2 separate regions of the Homo sapiens genome follow, and region 2 is linked to region 1. A link is a loop called in an ENCODE intact Hi-C map of the cell type or tissue named here. Cell type or tissue: sigmoid colon. All regions are shown on one strand. Links, peaks and the distances in the headings refer to the core of each region. The heading gives the core; the rest is flanking DNA.

Region 1 (16,089 bases), core at 4,796-12,795:
CTGGTGTTAAAACAGCTCATTTTTTATTTTAAAAGTATTTTTAAGTAATCTATATGAACAAATAATGAATTCTCATGATTCCCAAATGAAAAATTAAACAAGGAATAGCATGCCCCCATTTCCCTACCATAGGCCACATTTAAAAAATTAGTTTCTTGTGTATTCTTCCAGGGATATTTTGTGTGTATAAAAACAATTCAGTGACATACTCTCCCGCCATTTTAAATATTATAGCATACTATACACTCTGCTTTGTACCTTGCTTATTTCAAAATGTAAATCTTGGAAAATCTTTCATATGACTCTACAAACAGTATCCTCATTCATTTTTACAGCTGTAAAGTATCTCCTTGCATGATGGGAATAACAGTTTATTTAGCTGGTTCTCTAGTGGTGTCAATTTGGTTATTTTTGATACTGTGCTACTGTAAACAATGCTGCAATCAATAACTTTATACACATGTCATTTCATGTGATTGTGATTATATATGTAGGAAAAATTCCACAAAAGTGAAATAGCAGAATACTAAGGGCATATGCATTTGTTGTTTTGATAGACGCTGAATGGCCCTTCATGATGCTCTTGTCAATGTATTCTCCTACAATGCGGAGAGTGCCTTTTTCCTCAGGCCCTCCCCAACACAGCCAGTTACTAATGTTGTCTTTGAGTGTTTAATAGTTGTGAGGTGGTATCTCAATGTTTTAAAATTTAAACTACAGAAATAAAAAAAAAATACTGGAATCCTGTTTCCAGAGACATTTTTATTATCACTCAAATGATAGTAATATCCTCGCACATATTTCCACCTTTTTTTCACCCCAAATTCATTATTGACATCATTCAGCACATACAATATCTATTTCCTGAGCATTTATCAGATTTTAGGCACTGGAGATAAAGCCCTACCCAAGAAAGACACACTCCCTGTCTTGTGGGGCTTATAGTCTAGTTGGAAGGCATTTAAAAATAGACTATTAGCTTAAAGAGTGTTAAGTGCTTTGAAGAGTACCACAGGGTGATGTAGCAGAGGGAAATCCTAAAGTGAGGTGGGAGCACGTTAGCCTGTCCCTCTGCTTCCTCCCCAAGATCGGTGATCTTTAGGAGCAAGTAGGATAAAGTGCAAAGTGAGCAGAGTGCTCTCACAAGCTTACTATTAATAGTAGTGATTTTTATTTATTATTTTTGGCCTGAACTGACCTGTAGCTTTGGTATTATGTAGACGGAACTTTAAGATCACCATTAAGACCGCCCCGGAGATGCTCAGCTACAGGCAGAAAAAGCCATTCCAGTTCCCCTAATGGGCTGGTGCTAAAACATAAATGTCAGTCTGGTTCCTGAGGACATGAGCCAGAACTCAGCTAAGAGTAAATTATCTTCTCCCTTTCACTAAGCACTCAATAAACAACTCATTGTCTAGTGCAGGCTTAGAAAATCCTATTTGGATTTGGAACGTAGTCCAGTTTGCATCGCATGGGTTAGGTAGTGGGAAAAACACGGCTCAAGGGATCAGGTAAAGGGAGCTGTGTTTCTGCTTCTTCCCTCTTGCTGTCCGGGAGACTTTGGACAAGCAGTAGTGGGAGACTTAGAGACTTCTGGGCAGGAAGCTTGATTAGAAGCATAAATCAGCTTGCTGCAGTTCCAACTCTGACCTGATTTGTGGGTCATGGTGCCCCTCTCAGAAACCAACCGGGTCCCCACCATGGGCTTTGGTTCTGATTTAAGTCTTGTCTCTTTGTATTTAGGTCTCAGCTTCTTTGAGACTGGAATCTTGCTTACCTGTTACCCCTATCTCTCCCTTAGGCTCTGGTCCTATTGCTCTCAGAACTCCCAGAACCTTCATTTTTCTTGCCGAGACCTCTGACCACTGTCAGTGACCAGGCATTCAGTTCCATGTGCTCAAGACCCAGGGAGTGCCCGTCTCCGTCCCATCTTGCTGGATCTCTGTTGGATTGCTCTCTCTCTCTCTCTCTGGCTGGCACTCCATCTGTGTATTTCCTTGGACACCATCTTCTGTTTCCCAGAAAGTCATTCCCCCATGCACATCTGGCTAGCTTCTCCTGACCCCATCTTGGAGGCACTGAGAGTTTCTACCTTCCTCAACTCTGGCCCATACCATGTGCAGACTTAGCAAGTGGCTTCCAACTCTTTCTTGAGCAGTGGAACCTACTTTACATGTGAACTTTTCAGTGGAACTCCATAACAGAAAATGGCAAAACAACAACAACAACAACAACAACAACAACAACAAATAGCTTATTTAGGCCATTGAATTCTTCCTGGAAAGAAACATCACTGTTTGCTGAACCTAGGAAGCACTACAGAACCCCAGGATTCCTCAAAATGTAGTTGGAAACTCTAAATTAGGCAATTCAGTCTGTCTCTATTTTCTAGGCAGCTCAGACAATTAGGTGCCTTGCTAAGGTCACACACTGAGACTAATAGAATCCAGTTTCTAGAATGTGTTACCCCCAATACAATGTGAGCTCCTCAAAGGGCAGAGACCTTCCGTGCATGTGTCACTCCTGTATCTTCCCTGTGCAGCACAATGGCTGGTCCATAGTAGGTGCATGAGCAACAGTGGCGAATGAATGAACGAGTCTTATGGGCCATGACCTAAGGAACAGTCAACAAATGTTTATTGAGGACATTTTATGTGCCATGCTCCCTGTCCTTGGCTCTGGGAATGGAATAGAAAAGGCTGATGAATGTGGTTTCTTCCCATTTGGACTTAGAAATAAGCATGGACCTGAAACAAATGATCACAAGTGGTTTATGAAATAATTGCAATGTGCCAAGCTCTGTAAAGAGAGAATATGTGGGCACCTGAGAGGGCCTGGCATCTGGAGCATCTGAAAAGTTCCCTTGAGAGAGTGATGTGACTGGTAAGTGAGGACAAGTCAGGGTTTCAAAGGCACAACTGGAGACAGAAAAGGAACTCCACAGGGAGCAGGAAGCCAGGTGTGAAGGAGCACAGGTGAGAAAGAGATAGAGAAGGGGAGAGAGAGAAAGAGAGAGAGAGGGAGAGGGAGACAGAGAGACAGAGACAGAGAGAGAGAACCACGTGTTTGCAGAAGCCCTTAGAGATCCAGGTGCCTGGGTGGGAAGAACCAAGGGGGCAATGAGAGGAGGCTGTAGACTGTAGAGGTGGGATTAGGCCAGAAGGCAGACGGCACAGGGCATTTGGGGTCTCAAAAGTGGCAGGAGATCCATAAATCAAAACATAGGCCTCCCAGCTGTCTTAGTAAATAAAGTCTTGTTGGAACCACCATTTGCTTATGTCTTGTCTGTGGCAGGCTTCATGCCACAGCAGCAGAGCTGAGTAGTTGCAACAGAGACTATCTGACCCACAGTCCCAAAATATTTACCAGCTGGCCTTTTACAGAAAGTTTGCTCACCCTTGGACTGAAGGAACCATAGAGACAAGAGGGCAGAAGCCAGATGGGCCTCGGAGCTGCCTGCTAGAGTGAGGTGGGGAGTAGGATGGAGGTGGGTCCCGATCCCCAGACCCACTTGTCCCCTCCTAATGCCTCATCTGTCATCTAGGTTATGGGTGTGGCCGAGGCTTGGTGAGGAGAGGCTCTGACCTCAGCTGCTCAGCTGCAGGACTCCTGCCAGACTCTGTCACTCCTGCAGGGAGGGCTGTCTCTGCCTGGAGCCATGGGTTGGGCAGGAACGGGGCAAATTCTCAGCCTCCACCCGTCAGTTGTATGCACTGTTCCCTAAGCCCTCCGCCCTTGCCAGCTTCTGAGCCTCTGTACAAACTGTTCTCTCTGCCTGGAGTGGCTGTTTCCACCTACCATTGCCTGTCAAAATCCTTTCCACCCTTCCAGGTGAAGTTTAAAACCACTTCTTTCAGGGAGCTGGCCCTGATTATGGCCCCTCCTCCCCGTCCCTGCCTCCTCCTCATCCAGGAGGAATGCTCGCTCCTCTTCTGGCCTCCCATAGCCCATCTTCCCCTCCTTTGTTGTAGCGACAGGAGCAAATTATGAGTTCCTGGAGATGTGTTAGTCCATTCATCCGTTCACTCCACAGCTATTTATTGAGCACCTACTGTGCACCAGAAGTTGTGGACAAAGTCTCTGCTTTCATAAGAATCAGAGAGAAAAAGCAACTACCAATAAGTAAATAAACAAATGAAACATTTTCAGGCTGATAAGGGCTAAGCAAGAAAAAAAAATCTCATGTTTGAGAGTTTTGGGGTGGGGTGTGGGTACACCAGGTTAGGCAGGTCAGTCAGGGACGGCCTCGCTGAGGAGGTGAAATTTGAGCTGAGGTATGAATCAGCTATGGAAAGAGCTGGAGGGAGGGCATTCCAGGTCGAGGGGAGAGCAGGTGCCAAGACCCTGAGGCAGGAAAAAGCTTGGTGTGTTTGAGAAACAGAAAAAAGTCTGGTGTGGTGGGACTTCAGTGGAGGAGGAGAGGTATGAAGGGGTCAGGGAGGCCAGTGGGGCAAGGTTGGGTCAGGCTTTGTGAGCTCTGGTGAGCAGTGTGGGGTTTTGTGTGTATAGGAAGCCACTGGACACTGTTAAGCAGGGGAGTAATGCCCATTCTTTCAGCTAAGTGCTGAGAATGCAAGGAAGACTGGAGATGCTCCCTTCCCTCTAGACGTGTATGCCCTGGTGGAGGTGCCTTTCCTTGATGAATGTCATTCAAGCACAAAGCCTGGTTTCCACTTTGCAGATGCAGATATTTGATTTGCCAGGTTCCTCTCACCCCTCATTATTGAGAGTGTAGTTCAAAGTCTTCTGTGGCATCAGCTGGGAACATGTGAGAAGCACAGACTCTGGGGCCTCACCTCAGACCCCCTGGATGAGAATCTGCAGTTATCAACAGCCCCCACTGATTTGTGTTCACGTTAAACTGTCCTAGAAGCAATCAAGGTACAGAGTGATAGATTCTCACTAACCAAATTGAGAAGGCAGTAATGAGTCGGATGCTAGCTCAAGAGTTTATAGTGGGGGCTAATAACCTTACATCTGAGCTTCTCAAAACTTTAAAGTGCATATACGTCACCTTCGAATCATGTTAAAATGCAGACTTTGGGTCAGTAGTTTGGAATGATACCACAAACTCCGCATTTGTAACAAGCTTGAAGGTGATGTTGATGCTGCTGATCCCAAAATCTAAGCCTCATGTGACACTCAACGCCATCAGTCCACTTGATTTTTATTCTTATCCTGTGATGAGTTGCTTTGTCTCATTATGTGAATCAGGAAACTGAGCCGTAGGAAGCTTATGTTTGAGCTGTGTGACCTTGGGCAGGCAGCTAGGCTCATTTCCTCATCTGTAAAATGGGGTTGGGGGTACTTCTGCCTGCATTAGAGGACTGCTGGGGAGAGCAAATGAACTAAAGCACATCCTGTTCTTAGCACAGCGCCTGGCACACAGCAGGGACTCAGTATTTGGTCATTTGTTTATTTTCTAGGACTTGATCTAGGTTTTCAGCCTCCAAAGCTGTGGTTCTCTCTCCCAGGTTAGTAGAAACTAGGGGTCAGCTCAGCTAGAGGATGAGGTTAGGAATGAAAATACTTAGCAATAATTGAATATGGGGGCCGTCGGCTGGCAGAGTTTCCTCAGAAGTGTGGTGAGTTCACGTCTCCAATTCTGAGGATATTTGTACTGGAGCTTTGCCCATCAAAGCTTCTTCTTTCTCAGACTATGCTGGAGACACACAGGCATGTCTTTTGGTCTCTTCTTTTTGCCCTCTAGACCACACACTCACACAGCTGTCCTGACAACAACCATGACCTCAGACCCATCAGAGTTCAATTGCAAAGACCACAGTACCCTGTGCTATTCCAGGCATGGCTTCTGGAGGAGAGGCCCAGATTTCCAGTTGGCCTCAGGTGACACAATGATGACTGAGTTTACAAGCTTCTGTGGCCATTTCCATTTAAACAAAGGAACAGCATGTCGTGCCTCTATTCACTGTCCTCTCAGCTCCAGTTTTTGAGGCTGACATTCCTGAAAGTGCTCCAAATCCTGGGGATAGACTCAGTCTGTAGTTCCTTAGTAGAAATAATCTGTACAGCACTTAATAATTTATTAAGCACTTAATTTTATTTCATGGCTTTCAAAAGGACATAGAGCAGATATTATCCAAATTGCAAATGAGAAAATTAAAGAGATTAAGTAATGCCCTCAATCACTCATGCAGTAACTGCCTTCCAACTCTGAGTTCATTTAATCAACCTATATTTATTGAGCAGCCAGTATGAAGAGGCCCTGTGCTGGGCCCTGGAGAGAGAATATTGAGGAAAAGCAGGCAAGTCCTTGCGTTCATGGTGCTCACATTCTAGTGGGGAAGACTTATGTTAAACAAATAATCACCCATATAAATACAACAGTGCCTCTATGATAAGAGCCAAGGAAAACAGGTGGTGTTGCTTTGACAGCCTAATAGAGAGGGGTTTGACATAAAAGAGAAGGCTTCCCTGAAGCTACTGAGCTGGGATTGTTTTTTTTTTCTTTAAGTCTTCTTTGCTATTTATTTTATTTTATTATTATTACACTTTAAGTTTTAGGATACATGTGCACAACGTCAGGTTTGTTACATATGTATACATGTGCCATGTTGGTGTGCTGCACCCATTACCTCGTCATTTAGCATTAGATATATCTCCTAATGCTATCCCTCCCCCACCGCACCACCCCACAACAGTCCCTGGTGTGTGATGTTCCCCTTCCTGTGTCCATGTGTTCTCATTGTTCAATTCCCACCTATGAGTGAGAACATGCAGTGTTTGGTTTTTTGTTCTTGTGATAGTTTGCTGAGAATGATGGTTTCCAGCTTCATCCATGTCCCTACAAAGGACATGAACTCATCATTTTTTATGGCTGCATAGTATTCCATGGTATATATGTGCCACATTTTCTTAATCCAGTCTATCATTGTTGGACATTTGGGTTGGTTCCAAGTCTTTGCTATTGTGAATGGTGCCACAATAAACATACGTGTGCATGTGTCTTTATAGCAGCCTGATTTATAATCCTTTGGGTATATACCCAGTAATGGGATGGCTGGGTCAAATGGTATTTCTAGTTCTAGATCCCTGAGGAATCGCCACACTGTCTTCCACAATGGTTAAACTAGTTTACAGTCCCACCAACAGTGTAAAAGTTTTCCTGTTTCTCCACATCCTCTGCAGCACCTGTTGTTTCCTGACTTTTTAATGATTGCCATTCTAACTGGTGTGAGATGGTATCTCATTGTGGTTTTGATTTGCATTTCTCTGATGGCCAGTGATGATGAGCATTTTTTCATGTGTTTTTTGGCTGCATAAATGTCTTCTTTTGAGAAGTGTCTGTTCATATCCTTTGCCCACTTTTTGATGGGGTTGTTTGTTTTTTTCTTGTAAATTTGTTTGAGTTCATTGTAGATTCTGGATATTAGCCCTTCGTCAGATGAGTAGGTTGCAAAAATTTTCTCCCACTGAGCTGGGATTTGAAGAATAACCAGGCAGGGCCCTGACAAAGACTTTTGTTTTTACCCTAAGAGTACTGTCCAGCCAACTGAGGGGCTCGAAGATGGATGTTTTGCACAGAAACTCCCTTAGCACTAATCTTAGTCCACTTTTTTTATCCTTGCCTTAGTCTCCTACTTCCCTGGGACATGCTTGAAGACAGAAATTAGCTCTTAAGTGGTGAGACCCAAAGAGACTAAATCTGAGCTAAGTAACTCAGTCAAGGCCCTGGCCACACATGCCATCCTCAGTGAATGTCCGAAGAATGTAGGCAGCAGGGGATTGAAGGCAAAATGCCAACATTCCGAACAGGCAGGAAGGTGAATGATTTATATCATGAACATGCAGGTCGGTGCCTGAAAATGAGGACAGCAAGGAATCTAGAATGTTCCATCTTGGGCACCCTTTCATGCAAAATCAGAAAAACTTTTCCATTCCCAAGGAATAGAAGCTGGTAAGGTATGTACTCTGGGGTCTGAATGCCTGGGTTCAAATCCCAGCTCTTCTAGTTAGCAGATTCTAAGCAAATCACTTCTCCTCTTTTCCTCTTTATCTGCCAAATGGGGAAGATAAGATCTCTTCTAAGGATGTTGTGAGGATTAAATAAGATGATGTCAGTGAAGCGCTTGACACATGGTGAGTTTTAGTAAGCAGTCGTGATAGCATTATTAGGGGTGCTGGCAAAGAGCCTGGGCAATTTCACAGCGTGAGCCCCTAGTCTCTCACTTGTATGGGTGAAGACCTCCTGTGAAATATGATTAGCTGCTTCCTTCAGGTTTAGCTGATGAGTGACCTTGTCACTGCCCTAGTGGAAAAAAATAAAAACTCCTGAGATTGACATCCACAGATCGTCACCATGGGGGCCCTGCCTGATTTTTCACCCTCCTTCGAGATCACTTGCGTGGCCTGCAGTACCTGCTGCTATTCCCCTAAAGCATCATGCCTTTCTATGGGAGATGCTCACCTGTATAACTGGTCACCTGGCTACCTCCTAAAGTCACATCCTTATGAATCCTTTCCCAATTTCCCCACAGAAAGTATTATTCATTCAATCATCAAGTATTTACTGTTGGCACATCTAATGTGTGCCAAGACTATTGGAGGTATTAAGGACATAGTGATAAACACAGGTTCAAAATTCCTGCCCCTGTGGAGACTCCGTTTTGTTTTGGAGAAACAGGCAATATGCAATATGCAAATAAATAAACAAGGTAGTGTCAGATACTGAAAGAATGTTTCCAGGGAGAAAACAGAGGTGACATGATAGAGACTGCTGGGGTGCATGTGGAGAAGCTACAGGGGATGATGAGATGACTGGGGAAGACCCGTTTGAGGAGGATGCATAAACTGAGACTGACTGATGAGCAGGAGCTAGCCAAGTGAAGTGACGGGAAAAGATGGTTCTAGGCAGAGGGACGAGCAGGGCAACCCGAAGCAGAATGAAGGGCAGTGGGACCAAGCAGAGTGAAGATGGTGAGGATGCTGTGAGTGCAGCTGGAGAGGCAGGCAGGGTCCAGGTCACACCTCGCTCTGAGACTCCCCCCATGCTTTGAGATAACTCCGTTGCAGTCTTTTCCACATTGGCATATAATGTGGGCATTAGGGACCAGGCTTTTTTTTATGTCTGTACCCCAAGCACAATGCGTCGTTCATAGTCAGGACTCACTAAATGTTGATTGAATAAGAGCCAATTTGAGACAGGGCCTCAAAGTCTGGAATGGATTTTGGGTGATGCAGCATGTCTAAGGCAGTCTTTGCTGAATCACCACCCTTGTTACACTTCTCTCCAAGTAATTTTGGTAGTAACTGGGCAAATGCCCAAAATTTGAAAACAGTTCCAAATTACAGATTTGGAAGACTTGCTTCTGACTGAGATAAGCATAAATCATCATCTCTTCTGGAAGGAGGCAGAGCCAGACAGGAGGTGTTCTGGAAACAAACATAAACTGTTGATCAAATTCTAATCAATTTCATAAAAGAAATTGTAGCTGAGTATAAGTGACATAAAAGGTAAGACAGAGACGTGACCTCCCCAGAACTAGAATAGGCTGGTGGGACGATAAACACTGGCAAAAGGGGACCCTGGGAGAGGGAATCTGAGGGCTGAGCGCGATAATTGGAAAACAGACCCAACCAGGATGAGACAGCAGCCAGGAGCGAGGGTCTGAGTCACCACTAAGGAAATATCGAGCCACACGCAGCTTTTCCTACCCGCCTAGTGAAAACTATTTGCTCAAATCCTGTTCTATTTCAGGAAGTGCCAGCTGCATCATAGGAAGTTCTGCTCTTTCCACATTAGGAACAAGAGTCACTTCTCTTTGCTTTTGGGTGTTCACAGGGCACCAGTTCTGGAGGGCACAGGGTTATTCTGCCACTCAAATAAGGTAGATCAGTACAGTCTAATCTGGGCAGTTAAGCAGGCTGCCTTCCCTCAGACAGAGAAAAGCTGAGCTTGAGTTACCTCCATAAAGGATGGCTTTCAGTCCCTCTGAGCAGCCCTAAAGTGTTCCTGTGTCAGCTCAAAGAGAAAAAGTGGCCAGATGTCATTCACTGTCATCTTCTCCTCTTTCTCCATTCTGGCCTGGGAGAAGAACATGGAAACCCTGGCCTCACCTTCCTGGAGAGGAAACCATGTGCAAGGACTCCAGAATGTGCCTCCTTTGCAGGCTGAGGCTTCTGTGTGTTCTCACAGCCAACTATTTCCCGGGGACATTGCTGAAAGCTGCCTTCTGAGGGGGATTAGGGGCAGGCAAGTTGCAGGTGACCTTAGTGGGTGAGAGAGGGTTTCTTCTCATTTATCTCCAGGCCTGATTTAAAGAGTTATAGTTGGTATGTGGTGAAGTTTGCCAAGTATGGGCTGTACACACTGAGGATTTTATAGGACAAGGAGTTCTTGTCGGGTGGCGCTGGGGATTTTTTTCTTCCTGAATTCCATATTACAGCAGGTTATCTAAGGATTATATTTGAATTTTGGGGTGTTCGGAGGTTTCCACAAAATTTTCTAGGTTTTATTAGAAATCTCAGCATATTTCTGTTATAAGACCCATGACACATGGAAAATGAGTGGATAGATAAAACAGAGAAAAAGGAAAATTGAGAGGGATCACTATATCTGCCACTTTGAGATGGGTTACAGTTGTTTTTCATCCAAAAGTTAAGTGGATCAAATCAGTCTTCGATTGTGGTAAAGAGCAAATCCAAGAGTTTATTCAGATGTTAGTTTGCTGATCTGCAGTCTACTGTAGGAACAGAGACTGGGTGTTTTTTCTGCCATTCATTTGCTATGTGACCTTGGTCCAGTAGCTGCCTGTCTCTGGGTTTTAGAGTTGGACTAGATAATGATTTCCTAAATGTCATGACTGTTTAACACAACATTAAAAACAATTAAATCATAGAAAGTTGTGCCTGATTGAATTCTCCTTTAATCTTCTTGATAAAGGAAAGAAGAAAGTCTCAGTGTAGAGTTAAAATATCTTCAACACTTCCTGAGCTTATGTTTTTACAAAATGAGAACAGCCTTCAAGCTCAATCTTACTTGGACTTCAAGTGTCTTTCTAGATGATATATATATATTTTTTGAGACGTTATTTTGCTCTTGTCGCCCAGACTGGAGTGCAATGTTGCGATCTCTGCTCACTTCAACCTCCGCCTCCTGGGTTCAAGCTATTCTCCTGCCTCAGCCTCCCGAGTACCTGGGATTACAGGCACCCGCCACTACGTCCAGCTAATTTTTGTATTTTTGGTAGAGACGGGGTTTCATCATGTTGGCCAGGCTAGTCTCGAACTCCTGATCTCAGGTGATCCACCCGCCTCTGCCTCCCAAAGTGCTGGGATTACAGGCAGGAGCCACTGTGCTTAGCTGATAATTTAATCATATTGTTTTGTCTTTGTTTTACTTATTTTTATGGTTACCTTTTATTTTAGACAAGTGATTCCAGTTTTCTGTTTACAGCAGTGATAGAGGGCTTTCTCTGAAAACAGATGTGTTTATGTAGATGAGAACACTTGAAGACATATATGAAAGTGTTATTGACATATGACAAAAACTGTGGGGTTGGTACCTGAATGGTTGGACTTTGGGAAACCCTGGTCTAGGTGACCTCTAAATGTTTTTCTGGCTCAGAGGGCTTATAAATATGAATGCCCCAGTTTCAGTACAGAGCACACGCTGCTGGCTTCCAAGCTGTCTTAAATGTAAGCTCTGTGTGCACAGCAATTGTATGTGGCTTTTTGGCCACTGTATCCCAAATGTCCAGTTCAGTGGGTGGCATGTGGCTGGACTTCAATAAATGATTCTGAAGGAATAAATGCATGACTCAGGTGAAAATGAGATATGACATCCCTTTTATGTTTGGGAGCAAAAGAGAAGAAAAACCCTTATATTCCAGACCCTGTTGGGCCTGAAACAAGAGTGTGGCCTCAGCAAGTATAGGTAGGTGCGTGCGCATCCATACACATAGCAGAGGACTTGGGACAGTCCTTATGTTACCATTCACTGCTGTGTGACTCTGGCAAGGGCCTTAATCTCCCTGAGCTTCAATTTCCTCATCTGTTAAAACACACGCACATACATGCACACACACACACGTGCACACACACACACACACTTTGTGTTTTAAATGTTTACCCAAGTTGAATTTTTGTGATATCATTGAAATTTACAGAACATATCTAGTACTGTTTTATTTTAAAAAACAACTTGGCCTTTGACATCTTAGATTCTCTCTGGAAAAAGGCAATGTTTAACTAATAAATAAATGAGTACATACATAAATTCATATATTTCCCTTTTATTTTCATTTTCAGTTTTTCTTGTTTTCAAATCTCATTGGCTTTTGGCTTGGAGTATTTTTAAATTGACTGGCTGTTTGGTTCAAATGATGTTTAAACAAGCTTTGGCGCGAGCTGCAGACCTGTTGTGCTTGCTGGGTTGAAGTTGGGTGTGCCAGCAAACTGCCTTGGCTAAATGACAGTTTAAATACAGCCAAACAGTTGGTCCTGCTGGGAGATTCATTGGTGGGAAGATTCCACAGAAACAATGCCCTGGCTCAGACATTCCTGCCCCTGCAGGGGGATCTGAGGGACCAGGTGGTCTCCTCAGGTCCAGGAGAGATTGCCAGACTCAGGGGGAGCCATCACTGACCTTCATTCAGGTGAATCTGTGTTCTCTTTCCTTCTTCCCCTGGGGCCCTAGTTGGCTCTGATTTCCAGCAGTAGTTTGAAGCTGCTGCCTCTGAAACTGGAGATGGTGAAACACAGGCAGAGACTGGACTTTCTCATCAGCCTCACTTCATATTTCAGGTGAAGGCTTGTCTTTGGATAGAGGCAGGAGAAGGGGTTTGAGACCATCTTTCAGACAAGGTCATCCCTGCTTCCTCCCTCCAACTCCAGCCATTTGGTTGAATTTATTAGCCTTTTCTGAGGGCAAAAGACAAACAAAAAAAGCAAAAAGGAAAACAGAATTCTGTGCAATGCAATGAAAAACCTCCCAGTGATTCAAACAGCATGAATAGTTATTACAGAAAGAGGAAAGTAACAGGGCCATTGTGATGATGAATTGAGACAATGTGGGTAAAGCATTGGAAGCTGTGTCCCACCTGTAGGAGACAGTCCATAAACTATAGCTATTATTATTTAACCCCTCACATGGCAACTGGCTTCTAGTGGGTCTTAGTGTATGTTTGTTGATGAGCTCATGTTAGGATTGGCTGCCTTAGCGGGAGGGAGCTAGAGGAGTCCAGGCTGAAGATGAGCGTTGTTGAGCTATGATATTGATACTCCCATCTAACATCAGAATAGAGATGGAAATAAGCTCAGAGACAATGCTGTAGCTCTGCCCCCGTCAGGCCAGCTGATGTCCTTCAGGGCAGGGTGGCATTGACTTGCTAGACAGCAGCTGACTGACTTTCCATTGGCCCTCCCTTTTCTGCACAATTGATTTTGAACTTAGGATATGCCTCAGGCTAAGCAAACATGGCTTCAGACCCCAGATATTTGCAGCAGCCCTTTAATAGGGCCATAGTTGGAAATGTGAAGCAAGAGACTGTCCCCCTATTTGGCACGCATTTTTAGAGTTTTTGAGGTTTGGCATGAGCATCCAAGGAGGCTCCTCCTGACCTAGTGGAATATTAAGACAAAATATTAGGTCTCTGAGGCTGTGTTGCCTTTATTTTCTCTCCTGACCTAAGAGTGTGTGTGAAGCTAAACTGCCAGAACCCAACACTTCACTCAGTCTAATGAACCTGGAGGGGGACACTACTTAGGTTACTGGAATAGGGAATGTATTCCCTATTCCAATCAAAAAAGACCCCCTCCGTTGGGACTCAGAAAAAGACTTTCCTTCCCTTATGATATTGTAATAGGGAAGTGAATACATTCCCTATACCAATATCCTAAAGGAGGATATTGGAATCCTAAGGGAGGATGAGGGAAGGAGAGTCTTTTTCTGAGTCCCAGTGGAGGGAGCCTTTTTCTGAGCCAGGTTTGGTCCAATATATTTACTGTTGGACTCTCAGTGGCATGGGCCATCCACATGATGAATAAAATCTCTTAAAGTTCTCCAAGCAAATGGCCTCTGCATTCAGGGTAACTTAGGCGACATGATTACAAAGGGGAAGGAGTCTCAGTTAGTGGCAATTGCTTCAACAGGTGTGCTCTAGAGGGGATCTAGCTCCATGCAGGAGCATGAGTTGTAAATGAAGGCACTCATGTTTATGGAGGCCCTTTTTTTGTGTCCCAAAGTATGCTAAGGCCGTGGTGTGGAGCATTTCTGTCTGTCCTCTGAGCAACACTGTGGCAGGTGCAGGATAGTAGATCTCTGTTGTTTATGCTCCCAGGCAGCCATTCTCACCTCCCCACAGCCCCTGGCTTTCCTTTGGGAGCCTCACCCTTAGTGTTTATGGTTTTGTTGGCATGGTAAACCAAGATGTTTTCCCCTCCCATTATGATGCCTGAAACTTTCTTCAAACCTCCCTGGGGAGACAAGGGAAAAGATTGGAATCTTTTGCCCAGGACTTGGAATCCTGAACCTATGTGTGAGAGCTGATGAAATGCTCAGGATGAATTGATTACAGCCCTGGTTCGTGGGCCAGTTTGCTGCAACTTCTGCTGCCTGCTTTGAGTTTGTTTTACACCTTATCTTCCTTATTGCGAGTTGTCCCATGTCCTCTAGTAAATTTCCTTTTAGGTAGAGTCCTTGAGTGGTCTCAAGTTCAGGTCTATCTGACTCAAAGCTGGTGAACTTAACCATTATGCAATATTGGAGCCTCTCTGCTTTCTCCCGGGCCTGAGGTTCTAAGAGGCTCTGATTCTGAGAGTCTGAGAATGCACAGCTCTAAAATGATATGATTAATTACTTTTCTATTCTTTTAGAGCTGGTCAGTGTTCACAACTGCAAATCTCCTTCCCGAATGAGCTGTCACTGCCTGAACTGTCAGCTGAGGGTGTGCGAGGGCTTTTAGACTTTGAGCTCAGCTGACAGAACACAACTCTCCCTGCAGGCTCCGTATTGTTTGGCCACTGCTAGCCTAGTCTGCTCACTTGTCCATAAGACTCATTGGGACTTACCAACCCCTAGGAGGTATCTACAAACCACATGGGAGAAATATGAATTTGAACAATGAAGTGAAGAAAACAGGAGCTTGGGCACTGCTTTAAGAGGTTTTGCCCTGTTGGCAATCCTCTGGAGATGCCCCCAAGGGTCTATGCACTAAGCAAGTGATGAGCAGGCCCTCATGACACCTCTGAGAAATGCTTCATTGTCTAAATTCAGAAGGAAAGATTAGAAATTTCCCCCCATATCACCACTGGGAAAATGGAAACAGACATTCATACTTAAGCATATAAAAAGTAATACTTCCTTGATGTTATTCTTCTATTCAACAAAGTAGATAACTTAAATTGTGGGAACAGACACACCTAATGTGAGACTCAATAAGTTACTTTTCATTATAAACAAAAATTTAGCCCAATACTTTCCAAATTGCCCTATGCCAAAAATATTGCTTACCTCAAGTTTATCCTATGGGCTTCTTCAGTAAGGGAGCTTGCCTTGCTCCATCTGCTCCTGGTCACAGTGGCTAACACAGAAATTTTAATTTTTTAGTGGTGGAATAAGTTTTTCAAACAATAGTTTCATGCAGGACTATGGTATACAAAACAGATCCGATGGAGCTGTTCTGCTGAAGTCACCTCTGATATGCAGCATCCCCCTTAACCCTCCTACCTGGGTCCCTGAAAAACCTGAAAAAAATCACAAGACTTGAGGAGCCATTAGAAAACTGCTGGCTCAGCACCCAATTTGAACAGAATAGGATTCAGTGGACATGGGGTGAACATCATTTGTGGTAGGAAGTTTGCATTGTTTTTTTCTCTCTCTCTTTCTTTCTCTCATCCCTCCCTTTCTCCACCCCCAATATATAGCTGAGGGAATCAAAAGAGTGGTTTTCAGTGATCTTCAGAGATGAGGTGAGAGGGAATCTTTGCGACCCAAATAGGTGGCACCTAGGTTGATGTCTTCACTAGCAAGTTATGGATGTGGGTGTAGGGCCCTTGGTAAGATGAGCAGACATCAAACTAGCTCCTTAAAAAAGGGGAGGCCTTGCACAGGATGGGCTGGAGCCTGAT
Region 2 (16,089 bases), core at 4,547-12,546, 75 kb after region 1:
AAATGACTGCATACCCGTTTCTCCCTCTCTAACCTACTTAGGCTCTGAGCCAAGCCCACAGCCTCAACTTGCTCTATGAAGTATGTTTTGATCCTTTTGCCCCATTTGCATCATGCCTGGCTTCTTTTCATCTTTCAAACTGAAACTTAAATGTCACTTCCTTGGAAAGCCCATCACTGTTGACCCCAGAGCAGGCAGGTGTCCCCCTTACTTCATCAGAGAACCCTGCTCCTCATTTCCTTCAGGGTTCTTTTCACAACATGTAATTCTATATTTACTTACATCTACACTTACTTTTTTTTTCTCTCTCTCTCCCCACTAGAGGTTAAGCCATAGAGGTGGAGAGGTCAGTCTTCCTTGCCCTCACGGTGAATCCCAGGGCACAGTATGGTGTCTGTATGTAGTAGGTGGTCCAGAAACTTGTGAATAAACCAATGAAAGCACAACATGTGCTGCCTATACCGCTTACCTGGATAATAACGATCCCCTCTCTATCTTTAACTTTAATACCCGTAAGATTCTTCATCTAGGCAATTCTCATCTCTCTTTTGTAAGCTCCTTACAGACAGGGACCAGTTTCCTCTTTATACCTCTTCACTCCAGCATACTGGGTTTCCTTAGATCAGTTTTTCTGACACTGTATTCCAGGATTGTTGATAAGCATTGCAAGAAAACTGGATTCCATGATCAAAAAGTTTGCTTGTACTAGGTTAAGCTTAAATGGTTGTTTGTTTTGTTTTGTTTTGTTTTTTTAAATCACAGAACTTTACAAGGATTTTGATGTGCTATTACAGGATATAAATTTCCAAGAGGTGAGATAAAGTAGTCAGTATTGTCCAAACTTTTTGGAAACTTTATTTTCTTTTTTCGGAGACTAATTTGAGGTATTCTAAGTGTTTCATGGTACATACTCTCATTCCCTCTAGCTTTTTTTGAATTTCTCTTCTACCTTCTTATTTGTTTCCCTACTTTTTCTCCAATGAGCCTCTCCTCTTTTTAAAACTCCCTTGTAAATGATCTTAACACTGACTGTCATTTGTAGGGTGCAGAGCACAGGTGCAACTACTCAACCTCACTCGAGAAGAGCCTGCATCCAAGGTCTGTAAACCTCAGAATCTGGTGTGCCCAATCTCACAGAAGCCCTCATGCCCCTGAGTCTTAATTTTTCCACTGGTATGATTTAGGAAGTAATGAGCTAAATAATAACTTTGCTGGTAAGTACTTGGGGGGACACCAACTAGATTTCAAACTACTGTGGGTTTCATTTCCAATCTGGAAGATGGGATTGGCCATTGATCAGGAGATGTACACAGGATGTTGAATCTACTACACTCCAACCTCATGGTAGAGCAACTGACTCAGACCACTCTGTGAGCCTTCCCCAGCATCGGTCTCCTGATCTAATAAACTTGAGCACCAGATCCACCTAATGGGATGTGCTGACCTGACAGGGAGAAATGTTTCCTGGCTTACTGTCTGCTTGTAGTGTTGACTTCACTGGCAGTAGCAGGGTAAGCAAACAATAAAACAAAACAGAACAAAACTTCCCTCAAATCTACCAGGAAAAGCCCCACACAGCTTGGGAAGACTTATTCTACATAAGATAATTCCAGAATAGCAGAGCCAAGAAGAACTTATAGATACCATTGTAAAAAGGGCAAAACTGAGGTCAAGTTGAGGAGGTGCCTGCCCAGGGCCACATGATTGAGGCTGGGCCTGAGCAGAGAACAGCATCTGGCTTCCTGATCTTTAAGCTGGTGCTCTTTTAATTTCACCAATCTGTCTCAGTAAAGGATATTTTTAGTACATTGTACTTATTAAATAGTTTTATGGTCTATGATTCTGTCTTAAAAGCTTGCAAGCCAAATGTTTAATATTCCTCTAAGAAACAGAAATTAAATGGTTTATTCTGTGTCTCCTAATTTGTCTCACAGATCTGTTTGGGAGCCCAACTCAGACAGTGGTGAAAGAGCAATATAAAATAACTATAATGAAAGGTGAAGACAGAGGCATTCCCATTGTCATGATTCCTTTGGGTGTCAGGGACAAACTTCATAGTTGTCAAAGAATCTGAGTATTGCGGCCCAGGGGCTATGGGAGAACACTCCCATTTCACAGGTGTGGAAACTGAGACACAGAAAGGGGCAGGGCCATTTTTAGAGTCACATTAGGAGTGAGTTATTTGCCAAGGCAGGTAGGACTTGGGCCTTGGTCCTCCCAGAGTGAAGCATTTCCGTCTATCACACCATTCGGCCTTTTTAAAGTTCCAGACCTGGAGGCAGATAGCTTGTTCTAAACCTGTTTAAGCCATTATGGGTTAAGCACAGATAAAATAGAGTCCCACAGGGGTTAGGAAATGCTGTGCCTGGAGCCAGTGGCTGTGTATTTAAGACATTAGGCCTCTCCTTGAGAAGAACAGGCTCCATGGGCCCAGAGAACTGAAGCTGTATTTATCTGGGACTTGGCTTCAGGCATATATCCCCAGGCAACACCCCAGGCCTCCTTTCACACAGGCTCCCTATTGCTGATGAGTGAAGTTTGCATTTCCTCAGAATGTTCCTGTAAGTTCCCAGCAGGTCTCCCAGCCAAGCTGGCAGTGGACTCAAAGTGAGAGGCTGGCAGCCAGAAGTTGGATCTGTCAGTGCTGCCAACACAGTGCTGTGGCTCAGGGCTCTGGGTCTCTCTCTGCCTTGCCATATAGGGCCTAGCCGATATAGGGCTCCCTAGTGCATAAGGACAGAAAGGAAATCTGGAAAGGCCTTTTGGGAGCTGACCCAGTGCTTTTCCTTTACAGATGGAGAACCTGGACCAAGAAAGAGAGAGGTGACTTTATTACCAGTAATCCTAGAATTAATGACAGACCTAGGAGCTGTCCTAAGCCTCTGGACCGTAATCAATAAATAATGAATGAATGCGAGGTATGCGGCAGGTGCTGTGCTAAGTGCTTTACCACCCATTCATTTATTTCTTCCTAATAAGCCCTTGGAATACACGAGGCAGTCTGTAGGCTATATGCCTACAATGAAAAACACAGGCAATGGTCCTTGCCTACACATAGCTATAGACAGACAAGTGATTGGGCAGTTACAATCCAAGGTGGTACTTGCTGTAATGGGGGAGCTATAGGGTGCTATGGAAAACTTGGGAGGAACATTTAATCTAGATTGGATTGGGGGAAAAATTACTAGCAGCTTCCTCCAAAGTATAACATCAATGCTAGGACCAAAGGTGAAGTAGGAATTTTGTGAGCCAAAGGTGGATGGGTAAAAGCATTCTGGAAGGGCAGACTGCATATGCAAGGCCTTGGAAACAGGAGCCTGGTACGGTGAGGATTTGGAAGACATGTAGTGTGGCTGGAATGTGGAGCATAAGGTGTGGGAAGAAATGAGGCTGGAGAGAGAGGCAGGACTAGACCGCAAAGGACCATGTAAATAGTACAAGAGGTTTAGACACTTGAGGACAAGATCCTGGGGAGGTGTTATTAGATGGTATCCAGAAGGAAAAAAAATGGGCTAACTCATAAACTGCTGGGCTGCCCTGCCCCAACAGGTCTCCAGACAAGGCTAGATGACCACTCACTGAGAAGGTATAAAGGGGCTTTGGATATTGAATATAAGGGGCAGCTGATGTCAGCCAGGTAGGAGGAAGCAAGTCTTTGAGCCCCTTGTCTCCCTCACTGGCTCCTGATTCATGTCTATGACATCCTAAGATTTATTTATTGTTTTCAAAAATTCATTTTAGAACCACTGCTCAAGCCAACTTGGCGGTCTCGTGACCAGGGCCCCAGTCCAATACTTGGAGGGCAGAGGAAAAAGCCAGTTGTTTGGAGCCCCTTGCAAATATGAGCCAATATTTCTTTTCTTTCTTTCTCCTGCCCCCAACCCCTGCCACCTGGAGTGGATTCCTCCACCAAGCATAGACATTGAGGAAATGTGGTCACAGAACAGAGAGGACTTTCTGTTATTGGATCTTTCAATTCTAAAATATGCTTTTGATTTCATTTTATAGATTTCAATTCTGTAGTGAAATTCTCTGCGTGTCATCTACTTTTTTGAACATATTTATCACAGTTATTTGAAAGTCTGTGTTTGATAACTCGTATTTGGAATACCTCAGGATTGCTTTCTGTTGTCTGTTTTTCTTTTTGGTACTGTTTCTTGATATATAAGTTGTATTTGGTATATGCAAGATGACAGATTTTCTTTTCTGGCAGGCAGTTAGAGTAATTCAATCCAATTAGGACTCAGCTGAGTAAAGATTGATTTTGGCCTTTGTTAAGACTGCCTTATCTCTGCCTAATTTCTGTGGTGAGCCTATAGCCCTCCAGGGGTTCTAAGTGAGATCTTTAGGTGTTTATCAGGACCGTTTCTTACTTGGTTGCTCCTGGATTCCAATTTTTGTTTCCAGAGCACTGTGAGCCTGCTAAAACTTCTCCTGAGCTCTTCCAACACTTTCTGCTTGGCCTTTTAGCCTCTTGCTCTGACAGCTTAAGACTCAGCAAATGTCCCAAGGGGGAAAACAGAAGTGGGGCTCATATCCTCTTTATAATCTTGTCTCTTAAGTCCTAGTTGCTCTTTGATGGCTTCAAACAGATTTTTAAAATTTTGTATTTCATCCAGGTTTCTCACTGGTTCTTGTGGAAGTTACAAGCTACTCTATCATAGATAGAAGCAGAGGAATGGAACATTACATCTTGAAGGCCGGGGACAACTATTCTAACTGGGAAGTTGCAATGGTTCTCAGGAGGCGTTCAGAATCGCTTACCAACTGGGCTTTACCAGCTGTTGGTCTTGATCCCAGGGCAGAACTTTGCTGTATCACATTTCCCCAGAACCCCTGATCCCTTTCTCAGTTTAAAAATCCCTTTACTTGGCCCTGAGACTTGGTGCCCAGTGCTGGGGACAAGCAAGAAAGAGGGAACAGGTAGAAAATTGTTAGTTGGTACTCAGTGGAGCAGTATTGTACCCCACATGAAGTAGTTGGAAGTATGTAGGGATTTTTTTCTTTGTTGCCACATGGCTTGGGGAAGAGGATGATTGCTAAAGCCAAGTACACTTGGAAAAGTCCTGTACAATGTGATTTTTTTTTTTTTTTTGGTAAAAATATTACTTTTCCATTACGAAAAATGAAGCCCCTTCCACTATCACTCTGGATTCCATCTACTCTTATATTCTCAATGGCTTTTTTCCCTCTCAAGGGCAAAAAAATCCCTCCTATATCTCATTTTTTCTTCTCTATTGGATTAATCCCATAAACATTAAAAACAGGCACAAATGTCTCCAATTAAAAGCAATATCAAACAGAAAGAAGAACTTCCTTGATTTTACATCTTCCTCTAGACTACCATCTAATTTCTCGGCTTTCTTCCACAGAAAACCTTCTTGAAAGTAATCCAGGGTAGGCAAGCTCCAAAACTGGAGCTTAGCCCATGGAGGTTCTTGCTTCACCCAGTAAAGAATTCAAGGGTAAGCCAGTGGTGTTAGACAGCAACTTTTATTGAAGTGGCAGTGTATAGTAACAGCAGAGTTACTGCTCCTTGTGGAGCAGAGCTACCCCATAGGCCATGTGCCTAGAGTGGCAGCTCAGAGGCAATTCTGAGCGCCTTCTGCATAGTCTTCTCTTTAATTTGCATATAATTAAAAGTAAGTAGTCATATGTTTAATATATGCAAATTTATATTTCATATATGCAAATTTGCATATATTAAAGTGTGAATACTCACTTTTAATTATATGCAAATTAAAGAGAAGAGTATGCAGACATTTCTAGAATAGGAAGTAACTTCTGGGTTGTCAGGTTGTTGCCATTGGAAAGGGGCAGCAACTTCTGGGTGTTGCCATGGCAGTGGTAAACTGATATAGCACTGGTGGATGTGTCTCATGGAGAGGTGTTTTTGCCTCTTCCCTGTTTCAGCTAGTCCTCGATCTGGCCTGGTGTCTGAGCCTCACCTCTGGAGTTGAGTCTCACCTTCTACTTCAAAAGGGTCATCATAATCTTTCTCTACTTCCTTATCTCACATTTGCTCCTCCACCCACTGCGGTCAGTCCCCCCATTCCGCTGAGTATGCTTGGAGTGCTAAATCCAAATCACTTTTCTCTTCTCATCTTACTTGATGCCTTAGTAGTATTTATCATGGATCATCATTCCCTTTTCTGGAAACATTTTTCTGGCTGCTGTGAAATCATGCTCTCCTTCGTTCCTTCTTCTCTGGCCATGCCTTCTCTGAGACCTCTGTTGGCTCCTGCCTCATTCTCTCTCTTGATGTTTGAATGCCTCAGATCACTGCTCAGCTTCTCTATCTCCTCTTCATCCAGGTAACCTCATCTGGCTCCATGGTTTTACTTATCATACATATGTGAGAATTCCTAAAATTAAACCCAATCTTAACCTCTCCTTTGGACACCATTTGTATCCCATTGGATGTTCAGCTTCTTCTCATGTATGTCTGATGGGCATCATAAATTTGGCTTGCTGAAATGGGAATTCTTGGTTTATCTTCCCAACATATGTGCTTTTTCCTAGTGTTCCACAATCCCTAAGTTGTTCAAATCAAGTCTTGGAATTTTCATGAAGTTCTCTTTCCCTTTTTCCTCTATATCTGATCCATAAACAAATCCCTCCAAATTATATCCCTAGTATTCCCAGTCTTCTCTAGTTCATGCCACTGTTATCTCTGGTCTGGATTTAGGCACTCATTTTCTAACAGATCTTCCTGCTTCCATGCTTGCTTTGCTATGATCCATTCTCTTCAAAGCAGGCAGAGTGACTTTCTCAAAACATAATCATGTCATGTCATTCTCACCTGCCTAAAAATTCTCTAGTGGCTTTCCTATTCAACTTACAGAAAATTCAAACTTCTTCCCAGTTTAGCAATCCCTCTATGTTCTGGCTGCCTCCTACCACTCTGACTTTAATTTGTACCACTCTTTCTCTGGCTCACTCTGCTCCACCATACTGACCAAGTGCTGTTTCACAACCAGAACAAGTTCCTTCACGCCTTAGGGCCTCGGCACTTTGTTCCTTCTGCCTGGAACACGTTCCTTGTCATGTGGCTGGCCACTTCTTGTCCCTCAGGTCTTAGCTTGAAAGTCACCTCTTTCTGATCATCTAATCTGAGCTAGCCAGATAGTCACTTGTAATCTCTTACCTATTTTAATTCTCTACATTTTACTTATTACTATCTGGTATTTTCTTAATTGATTTATTCATGTATTCATTGATTTTCTTACAGCCAATATCGCCCGACTAGAATACAGACAACATGAGAATATGAGCTTATCTTTTTTATTTACTATTGAGTGCTCAGGGTCTAGAAGAGCACCTAGCACCTAGCAAGCAGAAAGATTTCAGTAAATATTTGCAAGAAATTGGGTATTTGTAAAAATACTGTAGGAGATGGAAACTTTGAATTCAACTTTGACCCTAAATCAAATATTAAGTCATTTCCTTTATTAGACTTTTATTTTCTTACTTTTTAAAATAAGAGATGCTCTCAAAGCTAGTCAGTCATCCTCGTGTCCTCTGTCACCATAGATTGGGTTTACCAGTTTTTGAAATTTCTTATAATGAAAACGAACATTAGATACTCTTTTATATGTAGCTTTTTGACTCGATGTTCTGTGAAATTCATTTATTTGTTTCATGTAGGAATAGTGCATCTTTTCCATTGCTATGTACTTTTGGCGTTTGAATATATCAAAATATATGTAGTCATTCAAAAAAAAAAAGGAGGGTGATGGTGATGACAGACAAGACCAGCGGTTTAAAAACTGTGTTCTACAGAAGCTCCTCTTCCTCTCCAGGACTGGCATAGTTGGAGGGCCAAGCAAGTGAGGCTTCAGCATCCTCTCCTCTTCCCTTTTTCCCCTCCAACCAGAATGGTAGTTGGGCCATTCTGGTTTTGTTTATTTTATAGATGAACCTTGGGTCATCCGGGTGTTAGGTCAGATTGCATTTATAAAAAAAAATTATAAAAATGTTTCTGCTGTCTAAAAGAATATCCTTTAACTCAGCTATTAATGTCAGACATTGGATTTTGAGCTCTTCTACCTTTGAGCTGTATGACTTAAGTGAATTAATCACTCTGTGCCTGTATTTCCACAAATGTACACATGTGGTATCAATAATAATGTTAGGTTAGGTTACATGAGCTAACGCATGTAAAATGCAATAAATTCTAGCTGCTATTATTATTATTATTATTTTGTCATTGTCATCATCTACTTCACCATCCTTGCCTGGGGCACTTTCCCCTCTGCTGATCTATGTTAATTTGAGGCTTTGTTGTAGTCACTCAGCCTGGGCTCCCATTCAGTGGAAAACTGGATGCCTCCTACTTCTATTCCTAGCAGCAGGATGGGGTATCCTAGTTGGGTCTCCTGGCTTATCCCACCCAGTGCACCAGAAATAAACCAACTCAAACTTGAATGCCTGGGAAAAAGCTGCTCTGCTCCTTGCCAGACCACATTTCTCAAAGAGAAGAGGGAAGGAAAAAAGAAGACACAGTCTCAGTTAAGCTCCTCAAGTACAGTGTGAACCCGACACTCCTAAGGTGTCCAAGTCAGGTTCCAAAAACTAATGGGTTATCCACAGATGTCAGTACAGATACCAAGCTTGAGTTTCATTTTTCATTTCATCACAGGATGACCTTGGCCAAGTCATTATGTCATCATCACAGGTTCTCTGGATTCATTGACATCCTATTTCCCCACTAAGCATTACCTGGGTAGATTGAAGTGTTGTGCATTTGCCAACAGGCAGTTGGGAGATGGGATAACTGCGTAGCAATGTGCAAAACGCAGATGTTAGGTAGAAGACTGAGCCTTGTATGATGTATTCCTGAGGGTCCGGGATCCACAGGGAAATCTCAGGGCATAAAGGAAGTACACCAGATCATAAAAAGCCATGCCCCAGGATGTGTTCCCAGGCCGCTAGAGAAGTAGGTAGTTAGAGTCATTCTCAGTTGCTCTGGTATCTGTTTCACTGCCTGCCTTGGAAAATCCATCACCCCTTTCTCCCTTCTTTCTGGTGCTGGCTTCAAATAAGCAATTCGGTGAGGTCTTGCCATCAGAAATCAAGGCATACTGGCTTGCTGCACTTTTATTTGAGACTCACGTCAAACACTGACGTACTTACTGCCTAATGACTTTGGGCATTTTGCCATGATGGGAGTGGTGGTGGGGGTAGTGGTGGTTAAAAATTATGCTGTTTACAAGAGTAGTTTCCCACTGGTACTGTGAGGCGTGCACATCTTTCCGAAACGCCGAATTCCATATGCATCATGTTTCGTTTGTGTCTGGCTAGGAGGGCCATTACAGGGTTAGACTAGACATTAAAACAACGGGTCAGTTGTCTCTAAGTAAAGACAATACTGTTGTATAGCTTTCCTAATAAATGACAAAACCTGTGTTTGAATCCAGAACTATTCTTCAATTTCACCTTTTTTATTCAAGAGGTAGGACTGAATCTCTGCTCCACCACATAGCTCTGGGACCTTGGGCAAGTTTTTTCACTTTAGTTTCCTAATTTGTAAACCAGGGATAATAAAACCTACCTCATGCAATTATTATGAGTATTTTATTATCATTATTTTATTTCAATGCGTTTTTGGGCAACAAGTGGTGTTTGGTTACATGGATAAGTTATTTAGGGGCGATTTCTGAGATTGTGGTGCACCTCTCAGTTGAGCAGTGTACTCTCTACCCAATGTGTAGTCTTTTATTACCCCCTGACCTCCCACCCTTTCCCTCAAGTCCCCAAAGTCCATTGTATTGTTCTTATGCCTTTGCGTCCTCCTCACAGCTTAGCTCTCACTTATGAGTGAGAACATATGATGTTTGGTTTTCCATTCCTGAGTTACTTCACTTAGAATAATGGTCTCCAATTCCATCCAGGTTGCTGCAAATACCATGATTTTGTTCTTTTATATGGCAGAGTAGTATTCGATGGTATATGTGTGTGTGTATGAATATATATTTATATATATATATACTATATACTATATGTGTATATACTGTATACTATATATATAAAATATCACATTTTCTTTATCCACTTGATTGATATCTTTTTGTATAATGACTTCTTTGCCTTTGGGTAGATACCCAGCAGTGGGATTGCTGAGTCAAATGGTAGATCTACTTTTAGTTCTTTAAGGAATCTCCACACTGTTTTCCGTAGTGGTTGTATTAGTTTATATTCCCACTAGCAGTGTAAAAGTGTCCCCTTTTCACCACATCCACGCCAACATCTATTATTTTTTGATTTTGTAATTATGGCCATTCTTGCAGGAGTAAAGTGGTATTGCATTGTGGTTTTGATTTGCATTTCCTTGATAACTAGTAATGTTGAGCATTTTTTCATATGTTTATTGGCCATTTGTATATCTTCTTTTGAGAATTGTCTATTCATGTCCTTAGCCCACTTTTTGATGGGATTTTTTTTTCTTGCTAATTTGTTTGAATTCTTTGTAGATTCTGGATATTAGTCCTTTGTCAGATGCAAAGTTTGCAAACTCTATAGGTTGTCTGTTTACCCTGCTGATTATTTCTTTTGCTGTGCAGAGCTTTTTAGTTTAATTAAGTCCCATCAATTTATCTTTGTTTTTGTTGCATTTGCTTTTGGGTTCTTGGTCATGAACTCTTTGCCTAAGCCAATGTCTAGAAGGGTTTTTCTGATGTTATCTTCTAGAATTTTCGTGGTTTCAGGTCTTAGGTTTAAGTCTTTGATCCATCTTGAGTTGATTTTTATATACGGTGAGAGATGAGGATCCAGTTTTATTCTTCTACATGTAGCTTGCCAATTATCCCAGCACCATGTGTTGAATAGGTTGTCCTTTCCCTACTTTATGTTTTTGTTTGCTTTGTTGAAGATCAGTTGGCTGTAAGTGTTTGGCTTTATTTTTGGGTTCTCTATTCTGTTCCATTGGTCTATGTGCCTGTTTTATACCAGTACCATGATGTTTTGATGACTATGGCCTATGGTATAGTTTGAAGTCAAGCAATGTGTCTCCAGATTTGTTCTTTTTGCTTAGCTTGCTTTGACTATTTGGGCTCCTTTTTTGGTTCCAGTATTTAGCCATGGTTCCTAAAATTCCATGACTTTGGGGATTGTTTTTTTCTAGTTCTGTGAAGAATTATGATGGTAGTTTGTTGGGCATTGCATTGAATTTGTAGGTTGCTTTTGGTAGTATGGTCATTTTCACAATATTGATTCTACCCATCCATGAGCATGGGATGTGTTTCTATTTATTTGTGCTGCCTGTGATTTCTTTCAGCAGTGTTTTGTAGTTTTTCTTGTAGGAGTGTTTCACCTCCTTGGTTAGGTATATTCCCAAGAATTTTATTTTATTTTATTTTATTTTTTGCAGCTATTGTAAAAGGGGTTGAGTTATTGATTTGATTCTCAACTTGATTGCTGTTGGTGTAGGGCAGAGCTACTGATTTGTATACATTGATTTTACATCTTGAAACTTTACTGAATTCATTCATCAGATCTAGGAGCTTTTTGGATGAGGCTTTAGGGTTTTCTAGGTATACAATCATATCTTCTGTGCACAGTGACAGTTTCACTTCCTCTTTACCAATTTGGATGCCCTTTATTTCTTTCTCTTGTCTGATCGCTCTGGCTAGGACTTCCAGTACTATGTTGAATAGAAGTGGTGAAAGTGGGCATCCTTTTCTTGTTCCAGTTCTTATAGAGAATGCTTACAACTTTTCCCATTCAATATAATGTTGGCTGTGGGTTTGTCATAGATGGCTTTTATTACCTTAAGATATGTCCCTTTTATGCTGATTTTGCCAAAGGTTTTAATCATAAAGGGATGCTGGGTTTTGTCAAATGCTTTTTCTGAATCTATTTAGATGATCATGTGATTTTTGTTTTTCATTCTGTTTATGTGGTGTATCACATTTATTGACTTACATATGTTAAACTATTCTGGCATCCTTGGTATGAAACCCACTTGATCATGGTGGATTATCTTTTCGATATATTGTTGGATTTGGTTCACTAATATTTTGCTGAGGATTTTTGCATCTATTTTCATTAGGGATATTGGTCTATAGTTTTCTTTTTTTTGTTGTTATGTCCTTCCCTGGTTTTGATATTAGGGTGACGATACTGGCTTTGTAGAATGATTAGGGGAGGATTCCCTCTTTCTATATCTTGTGGAATAGTGTCAGTAGGATTGATACCAATTCTTCTTTGAATGTCTGATAGAATTCAGCTGTGAATTATCTTGTCTTGGATTTTTTTTGTTGTTGTTAGCAATTTAAAAATTACCATTTCAATCTCATTGCTTGTTTTTGGTCTGCTCAGAGATTCTATGTTTTCCTGGTTTAATCTAGGAGGGTAATATATTGTCAGGAATTTGTCCATCTCCTGTAGGTTTTCTAGTTTGTGTGCCTAAATGTGTTCATAGTAGCTTTGAATGATCTTTTGTATTTCTGTGGTATCAGTTGATATCTCCTATTTTGTTTCTAATTGAGCTAATTTTGATCTTCTGTCTTCTTTTCTTGGCTAATCTCAGTAACGGTCTATCAATTTTGTTTATCTTTTCAAAGAGCCAGCTTTTCATTTTATTTATATTTTGTATTTTTTGTTGTTGTTTCAATTTCATTTAGTTCTGTTCTGATCCTTGTTATTTCTTTTCTTCTGCTGGATTTGGGTTCGGTTTGTTCTTTTTTCTGTAGTTAGTTGAGATGTGACCTCAGATTGCCTATTAGCACTCTTTCAGACTTTTTGGTGTAGGCATTTAGTACTATGAATTTTCCTCTTGGCACCACTTTTGCTGTATCCCAGAGGTTTTGATAGGTTGTATCACTATTATTGTTCAGTTTGAATAATTTTTTAATTTTCATCTTGATTTTATTGTCGACCCAACGATCATTCAGGAGCAGGTTATTAACTTTCCATGAATTTGTACAGTTTTGACAGTTTCTTTTGGAGTTGATTTCTGATTTTATTCCCTTGTGGTCTGAAAGAGTACTTGATATAATTTCTATTTTCTTAAATTTATTCAGACTTGTTTTGTGGCCTACCCTATGGTCTATCTTGGAGAATGTTCCCTGTGCTGATGAATATGTATATTCTGCAGTTGTTGGATAGAATGTTCTGTAAATATCTGCCAAGTCCGTTTGTTCTGGGGTATAGTTCAGGTCCATTGTTTCTTTGTTAGCTGCCTTGATAACCTGTCTAGTGCTGTCAGTGGAGTATTGAAGTGCCTCATTATCATTTTCTTGCCATCTGTCTCATTTCTTATTACACCATGGGGTGTAATAGTAATAGTTTTATAAATTTGGGAGCTCCAGTGTTAGGTGCATATGTATTTAGGATTGTGATATTTTCCTGTTAGACCATTCCTTTTATCATTATATAATGTCCCTCTGTCTTACTAAACCATTGTTTTTGCTTTAAAGTCTGTTTTGGCTGATATAAGAATGGCTACTTCTGCTAACTTTGGGCATCCATTTGAATGGAATATACTTTTCCACCCCTTTACCTTAAGTTTATGTGAGTCATGTGTTAGGTGAGTCTTCCTGAAGACAGCATATGCTTGGTTGGTGAATTCTTATCCATTCTGCCATTTTGTATCTTTTAAGTGGAGCATTTAGGCCATTTACATTCAATGTTAGTATTGATATGTGAAGTACTATTCTACCCATCATGCTGTTGCCTGAATATCTTTTATTTTTCATGTTGTTATTGTTTTATAGGTCCTGTGAGATTTATGCTTTAAGGAGGTTCTATTTTGGTATATTTCAAGGATTTCTTTCCAGATTTTGAGCTCCTTTTTGCAGTTCTTGTAGTGTTGGCTTGATAGTGGCAACATCTTTCAGCATTTGTTTGTCTGAAAAAGACTGTATCATTCCTTCATTCCTGAAGCTTAGTTTTGCCAGATACAAAGTTCTTGGCTGATAATTATTTTGTTTCAGGAGGCTAACGATAGGACCCCAATCCCCTCTACTTTGTAGGGTTTCTGCTGAGAAATCTGCTGTTAATGTGATAGGTTTTCCTTTATAGGTTACCTGATGCTTTTGCCTCACAGCTCTTAAGACTCTTTCCTTCATCTTGACTTTAGGTAACCTGATAACTGTGTGCCTAGGCGATGATCCTTTTGTGATGAATTTGCGGAGTGTTCTTTGAGCTTCTTGTATTTGGATGGCTAGGTCTCTAGCAAGGTCAGGGAAGTTTTCCTTGATTATTCTCTCAAATATGCTTTCCAAACTTTTAGATTTATCTTCTTCCTTGTGAACACCAATTATTCTTAGGTTGGTTGTTTAACATAATCCAAAACTTCTTGGGGGCTTGGTTCATTTTCTTAAAATTATTTTTTCTTTGTCTTTGTTGGATTGGGTTAATTTGAAAGCCCACTTCAGGCTCTGAAATTCTTTCTTCTACTTGTTCGATTCTATTCCTGAGACTCTTCAGTGTATTTTGCATTTCTCCAAACATATCCTTTGTTTCTGGAAGTTGTGATTGTTTTTTATATATGGTATCTATTTTTCTGGAGATTTATCCATCCATATCCTGTATTATTTTTAAAATTTATTTAAGTTGGTATTCACCTTTCTCTGGCCTCCTTGAGTGGTTTAATAATTGACCTTCTGAATTCTTTTTCTGGCAATTAAGAGATTTCTTCTTGGTTTAGATCCATTGCTGGTGAGCTAGGGTGATCTTTTGAGGATGTTAAAGAATGTTGTTTTGTCATATTACTGGAATTGTTTTTCTGTTTCCTTCTCATTTAGGTAGACTGTGTCAGAGGGAAGATCTGGGACTCAAGGGATGCTGTTCAGATTCTTTTTTCCCACGGTGTGTTCCCTTGATGTGGCACTGTCCCACTTCCCCTAGGGATGAGGTTTCCTGAGAGCTGAAATGCAGTGATTATTATTTCTCTTCTGGGTCTAGCCACCCAGTGGAGCTACCAGGCTCTGGGCTGGCACTGGGGAGTGTAAGCAAAGAGTCCTGTGATCTGTGTTCAGGTCTCTGAGTCATGGATACCAGCACCTGCTCTGGTGGAGGTAGCAGGGGAGTGAAGTGGACTCTGTTAGGGTCCTTGATTGTAGTTTTGTTTAGCACCCTAGTTTTGTGTCGGTTGGCCTCCAGTCCGGAGGTGGTGTTTTGAAAAAAGTATCAGCTGCAGTAGTATAGGGAAGATGCAAGCTTGCCTTAAGGTCTTCTGGATAAGTATCTGGGTTTCTCAGGTGGTGGGTGGGACCATGGAGCTCCCAAGAGATTATGTCCTTTATCTTTGGAATTCAGTAGTTCTTGGAGCACAAGTTCATGATGTGAGTTCCACATGGTGCTCTATCCATCCGATGAGAGCTGCAAGCTAGTTCTGCCTCCTATCTGCCATTTTTTTCTCTCTGTTCTATTATAAGTATTAAATGAGATAATATATGGAAATATTTAGCATAGCACCTGACACAGAGTGAGTACTCAATATATGTTAAATGCTACTGCTATCACTGCTAGTAATTGAGAAACAGGAATAAGAAAAATAGGAAGATGAGAATTGAGCTCAGGCACATAACCTAGGCAGAGAAATGTCACCAAACTATAAAATATATACCCTGCAATCCAGCTGGCAGACTACATAAGTCTCCTTGCTCAAGTACTGAAACACAGAGGCCCATGTGCTGTCTAACACAGTGTCACCAAACCTTTTTGATCATGCACTCTATCAGTGAACCAATTTTAAGCTCTCCCCCACCATATATGTTTATTCATTTATAAGTTGCAAACATGCACTAATGTACTATTGTGTATATTATAAAATATCTAAAATATAAATTTTTAAAAGCTGAGAGACCAATAAATATCAAGGGGTCCTCCAATAGTTCCTCCTTTTTTTTTTTTTTGAGACTTCTTTGCTGGTCTGTCTGTGGGACTGGGTTTGAAAGAGGCCATTCTGAACCAAAAGACCATATAGACAAGGTAATCCTAAGCAAAACAGAACAAAGTTGGAGGCATCATGCTACCTGACTTCAAACTATACTATAAAGCTACAGTAACCAAAACAGCACGGTACTGGTACCAAAACAGATATATAGACCAATGGAACAGAACAGAGCCTCAGAAATAATACCA

What was found. Hi-C counts contacts between places; a loop is a spot of excess contacts. Peaks named below come from ENCODE experiments on the same cell type or tissue, not always from the same donor. Only the 100,000 strongest peaks of a DNase experiment are listed, where the experiment ranks them.
Region 2: it touches region 1 in a loop (2.9-fold over the local background); 3 of 110 quality-filtered maps call a loop at or near these places.

What each region holds. Positions count from the first base shown.
Region 1 is chr5:148,966,803-148,982,891 of GRCh38, reverse strand. SH3TC2 (SH3 domain and tetratricopeptide repeats 2) reads left to right here. Exons shown (of 17, transcript NM_024577.4): 17 at 1-742. Among named protein-coding and RNA genes, the nearest start is that of MIR584, 88 kb to the left of the region's middle. RefSeq lists enhancers at 3,631-4,150, 12,245-12,826. In sigmoid colon, for the core only: no CTCF peak of the experiment used is centred there; DNase peaks (open chromatin) are centred at 9,671 and 12,421.
Region 2 is chr5:148,891,100-148,907,188 of GRCh38, reverse strand. No RefSeq gene overlaps it. Among named protein-coding and RNA genes, the nearest start is that of ADRB2, 73 kb to the right of the region's middle. RefSeq lists a silencer at 8,877-9,077. In sigmoid colon, for the core only: no CTCF peak of the experiment used is centred there; a DNase peak (open chromatin) is centred at 9,168.